2 separate regions of the Homo sapiens genome follow, and region 2 is linked to region 1. The links are chromatin loops, found by intact Hi-C in ENCODE. Cell type or tissue: mucosa of descending colon. All regions are shown on one strand. Each heading gives the region's core, and the rest is flanking DNA. Links, peaks and the distances in the headings are about the cores only. Region 1 overlaps PACSIN2 (protein kinase C and casein kinase substrate in neurons 2). Region 2 has its middle 10 kb from the start of TTLL1-AS1.

Region 1 (2,901 bases), core at 158-2,657:
GGAGACTCTGTCTCAAAAAAAAAAAAAAAAGTCCCTTTGGCTGCTCTGCGTGTGCAGTAGCCTTTCTTTATTCCTTTACTTTCTCAATAAACTTGCTTTCACTTTATTTTTTTTTCAAGTCCCTTTGACGATAGAAAGAACTAGTTTACATTTTTCTTTCTCTTGCATAGGTTTTTATCCCAAAATTTCAAACATTGATACCTGTTTTTCTAAAAGTAGCAACCAAAGCCATTGAGTTTTGTCGAGCCTTGGCTAGTTGGAGGCTGTCATCTGTCCACCCCAGCCCTCAGCTTGTGTGCCCCGCCCCTGCCTGCAGCCTCGCCCCCCATTCCTAGCTGGAATGGAGTAGACGGTAGATGTGCCACCCCCAACACCCAGATGTTCTCTGGCCTTGCGCTGCCTTCCTCCGCCTCAGAATCATCCAGAACATGCCTCTGTCCTTCCGGATGGTTTTCTCTGTGTCTCCTTTTCTCTGTGTCTTAGCTTTTGTCACATCTCCTTTCTCTTCTGTTTTGTCCCTGGCCCCATTCATAATGAAACTGTCTGTGTCTCATGAGGCCTTTGCTAATAAACTCCTCCTTCCCTCTAGAATGAAATTTGTGGCTTTGGCTCAAATAAGGAAGGATCTGTTAAGAGTGTGTGTGTGTGTGTGTGTGTGTGTAAAAACCATTAAAACCAGAGGAAATGTGGCTGATGGCCCTGCCCCCTAGTATGGTCCTCTCTCTCATGCTGGGTTCCTCCTTGGAACTTTCTTTGTATTTGCCGATCCTGCGGCCTGGCATGGTCTTCCTGGGATGCCCATAACCCCTCCATGTGCGTGTTCCATGTGCGTGCTCCATGTGCGTGTTCCATGTCATCTCAGTGGCTTTCTCCACCCACCCCATGCTCCGTCTCAGTTGTCCTCCCCTACACTTAATGCCCTCTAATTGACTCTGGCATGTAACTTTTCCTATACTGTATCTGCCTCCTGCAACTCAAATGAAAGCTTCACAAAGACCTTGTGTTTCTTGCTGTGTTCCTGGTGCCTCGAACCATGCACAGGACAAGCAAGTACTCCATGAATATGTGTTGAGTGCGTTCCTGTTGTGACTGGTTGCTATGATAGTATACATACAATTTTGTACCTGCCTTTTTCTCCCCTCTTGGTAGCACAAGCATTCCCATGGTCTGTGTGACTTCTAGTGAGGATCCTGAACTCCCAGTGACATGGCATTCAGGAACTCATTCTCCCTGTAGGTAGAAGCAGCAAAGAAAGCCCACCATGCAGCGTGCAAAGAGGAGAAGCTGGCTATCTCACGAGAAGCCAACAGCAAGGCAGACCCATCCCTCAACCCTGAACAGCTCAAGAAATTGCAAGACAAAATAGAAAAGTGCAAGCAAGATGTTCTTAAGGTAAACTGTACACTTGTTTTTACACGTCGAGTGTCACCGTGTCAGTTGTTGACGTGTCTGGCATATAGCCTTCTGTAACTGCTTGGGTGAATGGGTGGATAGAGGGATAAATAACCAATAAAACACACCCCTGTCCTCAAGAAGGCCACAGGTGAGTGCCCTAGCACCTCGCCTCACCATAGCCACTGTACCTGCTCAGTCAAGGGACAGAGCCAGGCTCTGGGCAAGCCAGGGGTAAGAGACAGCTCTTGGTGCTCAGAGACACAAGGACAGCTGGGATTGCTGCAGGGAGCTGCTTGTGCCAACATGGGCGTCGCCAGTGGTGGGTGTGAATGGGTGTGGCTGGTGGCAGGTGTGAATGGTTGTGGCCAGTGGTGGGTGTGAATGGGTGTGGTGTGAGCTGGTATGGAGGGTTATGAGGACCAAATCACCAGTGGCCTGGACAGCCAGGCTGAGTAAGGAGCTTAGGATGCTGCTGACCAGGAGCCACTCAGGAAGGCCTGAGCCTGGGTGGGATCAGGGAGGAGGTGAGGAGGGTGAGATGGTTTAGAAGGATTGCTCTGCTTGTGTAGGGAGAGGGGCTGGGGGCAGAGACCTGGGGGAGGGACTGCAGGCTGGGAGCGCTTGTCTGGGGGAGCCAGGTGGGAGGGAGGATGGAGGGGCCCTGCAGTCTCCACAGTGACAGGCCCCGAAAGTGAGGCAGAGGCTGTGGAGCCAGGGGTGGCAGAAGGGTGGTCTTTGGCCAAGGAGAGACCGTGACCAGGCACTGTGGCATCATGGGTGCCCTTCCATTTCTGTTGTGAAGCGGAGATTTTCTGCCCCATGGGTTAATGAGAAATCATTGTGTAAACTATTACATGCTCCGCAGGTGTAGATAAGTGATTCTGCCTGGAAGGTCCTGGAGTCACAGGACTTAAAACCAGACAGCGTCATCGTCTTGTGATTTAAAAGTTCACAGGAAGGGAGGGGCTCAGCCCTCGGCCCCACCTCCCCTCCTTTGGTCAGCCATGAGGGGTGAGGGCTGGGGGGTGTGATTGCCGAGGGCCTGCCCTGCCTCGGTGTTTGGAGAGGAGATTCCCAACCAGGATTTGCAGAGAGAGACGGAATGAGGTAGAGAGAGGCTGCACTCCAGGAAGAGGACATGGGCAGAGGGGAGGCAAGAGGCCTAAGCTGGTTTCACTACCCACCAGCCTTTCCTGGCCCCTGTCAGTTAGGTGGTGGCATCCCTGTTTTGTGAATGAGGAAACCAAGATCAGAGAGGTTAAGTCACGTGCCATCCAGCAGGTGAGAGCAGGAACTTCTGACCTCAAGCCCATACATATGCCCTTTCTCCACTGTTCCTCACTGCTATGCCGTCGGTGTAGCAAGGGGAACACGTCATCTACACGAGAGTTCGTCACTCAGACCAAGTGTCAGAATCCTCTGGGAAACCCCTCTCACTCCCATTGCTGGAGCCAGGAATCTGGGCTTTTGAAGCAGCCCAGGTGCCTCCACGGTGGGATCAGGTGA
Region 2 (2,901 bases), core at 204-2,703, 140 kb before region 1:
CAGGATCACACCATTGAATTCCAGCCTGGGCAACAAGAGCGAAACTCCGTCTCAAAAAAAAAAAAAAAAAAAAGGGCTAATCTCGAACTCCTGGACTCAAGCGAATCCTCCCACCTCAACCTCCCAACGTGCTGAGATTACAGGCATGAGCCACCATGCTTAGCCGAGTGTTAGGGGCCAGGGGATGTCTCCATTAGCGTTGCCTGGGTATAGAGTGGTCCATCTTGTGAGGTAATGAGTCTCCTGTCAAGGGCAAGTTCAAGCAGAGGGCAGATTCCCCCAGGGGTGCATAGAAGGGACACATGGAAAAGATGTCCTTTCTGCCTCTGAGTGCCCTCAGCTGAAGGTATGTGCTGCACTGACCCAGCTTTCAGGGGAGACCCAGATTTTGCTCTGGGACTTCTGGGATGGGGAAAGAGCCACTTCAGGGGCAGGGAGGAAAGACAGCACCAGCCTGGGAACTGAACGGCATGGAGAAGCCAGGGCGAGGACAGGCCAAGCTCCGTGGCCCTGAGAAGGAATTTCTGCTCACTTGTTGCTTTGTTGAATGTTTCTCCCCCGGCCGGGCGCGGTGGCTCACGCCTGTAATCCCAGCACTTTGGGAGGCCAAGGCGGGCGGATCACGAGGTCAGGAGATCGAGACCATCCCGGCTAAAACGGTGAAACCCCGTCTCTACTAAAAATACAAAAAAAATTAGCCGGGCTTAGTGGCGGGCGCCTGTAGTCCCAGCTACTTGGGAGGCTGAGGCAGGAGAATGGCGTGAACCCGGGAGGCGGAGCTTGCAGTGAGCCGAGATCCCGCCACTGCACTCCAGCCTGGGCAGGAGCTTGTCATCACAGTCCCCTCAGTAGCCCCAGTGTGCAGAATGGTGCTGGACACCTCCAGCTAAAAAGCCTGGGCTCTGTAATTAGGAGTCCGTGGAGGCGCTCCCTGCCCACCTACTGGCTGTGTGAGCTCAGGTTGGCTCCTTCACCTCTCTGAGTCTATTTCCTTACAGATGGTGACATGAGAGTAATGGCTATTCCTACCTCCCAGGTGGCTGAGCTTGTGCACCTGTGCCTGGGTCTGGTTGCTTTCCTGCTATTGTTAGCCGCCATGAAGGCATACCTGCTGTTGGGTGCTGCCCCTCCCCTCCCATGGTTCCCCGGGCAGGCAGTTTTCAGACCCTGCCCACCACCTGCCGGCTTGTGGAGAACAGCCCAGCTGGTAGAGCTGGAACATGGGCCAGTGCCAAGGGAGGGTGAGCTTGGGACTAGCAGAACCCTGGGCTGGAAGAAGGCTGAGTCACAGCCATAAGGTCAGGGGTGTGTCGTGGTGACAGGACATCCACTTCCAGCCTGGAGGGTGCCATGTCTCACATTTGGCACATTTGGGCAAGTGAGCCCAAGCAGAAAGGCTTTGGCAAAGAAAGGAGACAGGAGGGCAGCTGGAAAATTTTGACTAACGGCTGTCAAGGAATCCCTTCATCGTGAGAGTCTTTGGAGTATCAGCCCCCAATCTATACCTGGCCCGGCCCATCACTCAGCCTGGAGTGGCCTTCCCAGCTACAGGCACTGAACCTTCAGGCATCCCCGTGCTCCTCACCATCTTGCCCCAGGGCCACAGCTCATGCCATACCTGTTCCCGGTATGTGGGTCCCCTCCCCATTCCCTCACCTGCTGAACTCCTGCTCATTCCTGAGACCCAGTTAAAACACATTTCTGACCAGGCGCGGTGGCTCACGCCTGTAATCCCAGCACTTTGGGAGGCCAAGGCAGGCGAATCACGAGGTCAGGAGATCGAGATCATCCTGGCTAACACGGCGAAACCCCGTGTCTACTAAAAATACAACAAAATTAGCTGGGCGTGGTGGCGGGCGCCCGTAATCCCAGCTACTTGGGAGGCTGAGGCAGGAGAATGGCGTGAACCCGGGAGGCGGAGCCTGCAATGAGCCGAGATTGTGCCACTAGCCTGGCAACAGAGCGAGACTCCATCTCAAAAAAAAAAAAACATTTCCCTGAGGCTTTCAGCCATCTTCTGATGTAGCCCCTGCCACTGTCCTCTGCCTGCCCTTGACATTTCAGGCTTTGGATAGCACCCAGGCTGGATAGGCCAGCCTGCCCAACATGGTGAAACTCTGTCTCTACAAAAAATACAAAAATTAGCCCGATGTGGCGGTGCGTGCCTGTAGTCCCAGCTACTTGAGGGGCTTGGGGAGGGAGGATTGCTTTAGTCCAGGGGTTCCAGGCTGCAGTGAGCCAAGATCGCACCCCTGCACTCCAGCCTGGGTGATAGAGCAAGACCCTGTCTCAAAAAAAGAAAAGAACTATCAAGCTGTGAAAAGACATGGAGGAGGCAGGGTGCTGTGGCTAAAGCCTGTAATCCTGGCACTTTGGGAGGGCGAGGCAAGCTGATCATTTGAGGCCAGGGGTTCGAGACCAGCCTGGCCAACATGGTAAAACACCATCTCTACTAAAAATACAAAAACTAGGCCAGGTGTGGTGGCTCACACCTGTAATCCCAGCACTTTGGGAGGCAGAGGCAGGCCAATCATTTGAGGTCAGGGGTTTGAGACCAGCCTGGCCAACATGGTAAAACCCCATACTAAAAATACAAAAATTAGGCCGGGCGCCGTGGTTCACACCTGTAATCCCAGCACTTTGGGAGGCCGAGGTGGGTGAATCACCTGAGGTCAGGAGTTTGAGACCAGCCTGGCCAACATGGCGAAAACCTGTCTCTACAAAAAGTATAAAAATGGGCCGGGCGTGGTGGTGGGTGCCTGTAATCCCAGCTACTCAGGAGGCTGAGGCAGGAGAATTGCTTGAACCCAGGAGGCGGAGGTTGCAGTGAGTTGAGATGGTGCCACTGCACTCCAGCCTGGGCGATAGAGCGAGACTCAGTCTCAAAAAGAAAAGAAAACA

Evidence for each region. Hi-C counts contacts between places; a loop is a spot of excess contacts. Peaks named below come from ENCODE experiments on the same cell type or tissue, not always from the same donor. Only the 100,000 strongest peaks of a DNase experiment are listed, where the experiment ranks them.
Region 2: a loop joins it to region 1, with 2.9 times the contacts of the local background. A loop is called at or near these places in 10 of 110 quality-filtered maps.

What each region holds. Positions count from the first base shown.
Region 1 is chr22:42,887,134-42,890,034 of GRCh38, reverse strand. It overlaps PACSIN2 (protein kinase C and casein kinase substrate in neurons 2), which reads left to right. Exons shown (of 11, transcript NM_001184970.3): 5 at 1,237-1,392. Among named protein-coding and RNA genes, the nearest start is that of ARFGAP3, 31 kb to the right of the region's middle. RefSeq lists an enhancer at 190-249. In mucosa of descending colon, for the core only: no CTCF peak of the experiment used is centred there; a DNase peak (open chromatin) is centred at 1,714.
Region 2 is chr22:43,026,822-43,029,722 of GRCh38, reverse strand. No RefSeq gene overlaps it. Among named protein-coding and RNA genes, the nearest start is that of TTLL1-AS1, 10 kb to the left of the region's middle. RefSeq lists an enhancer at 1,683-2,183. In mucosa of descending colon, for the core only: no CTCF peak of the experiment used is centred there; a DNase peak (open chromatin) is centred at 1,222.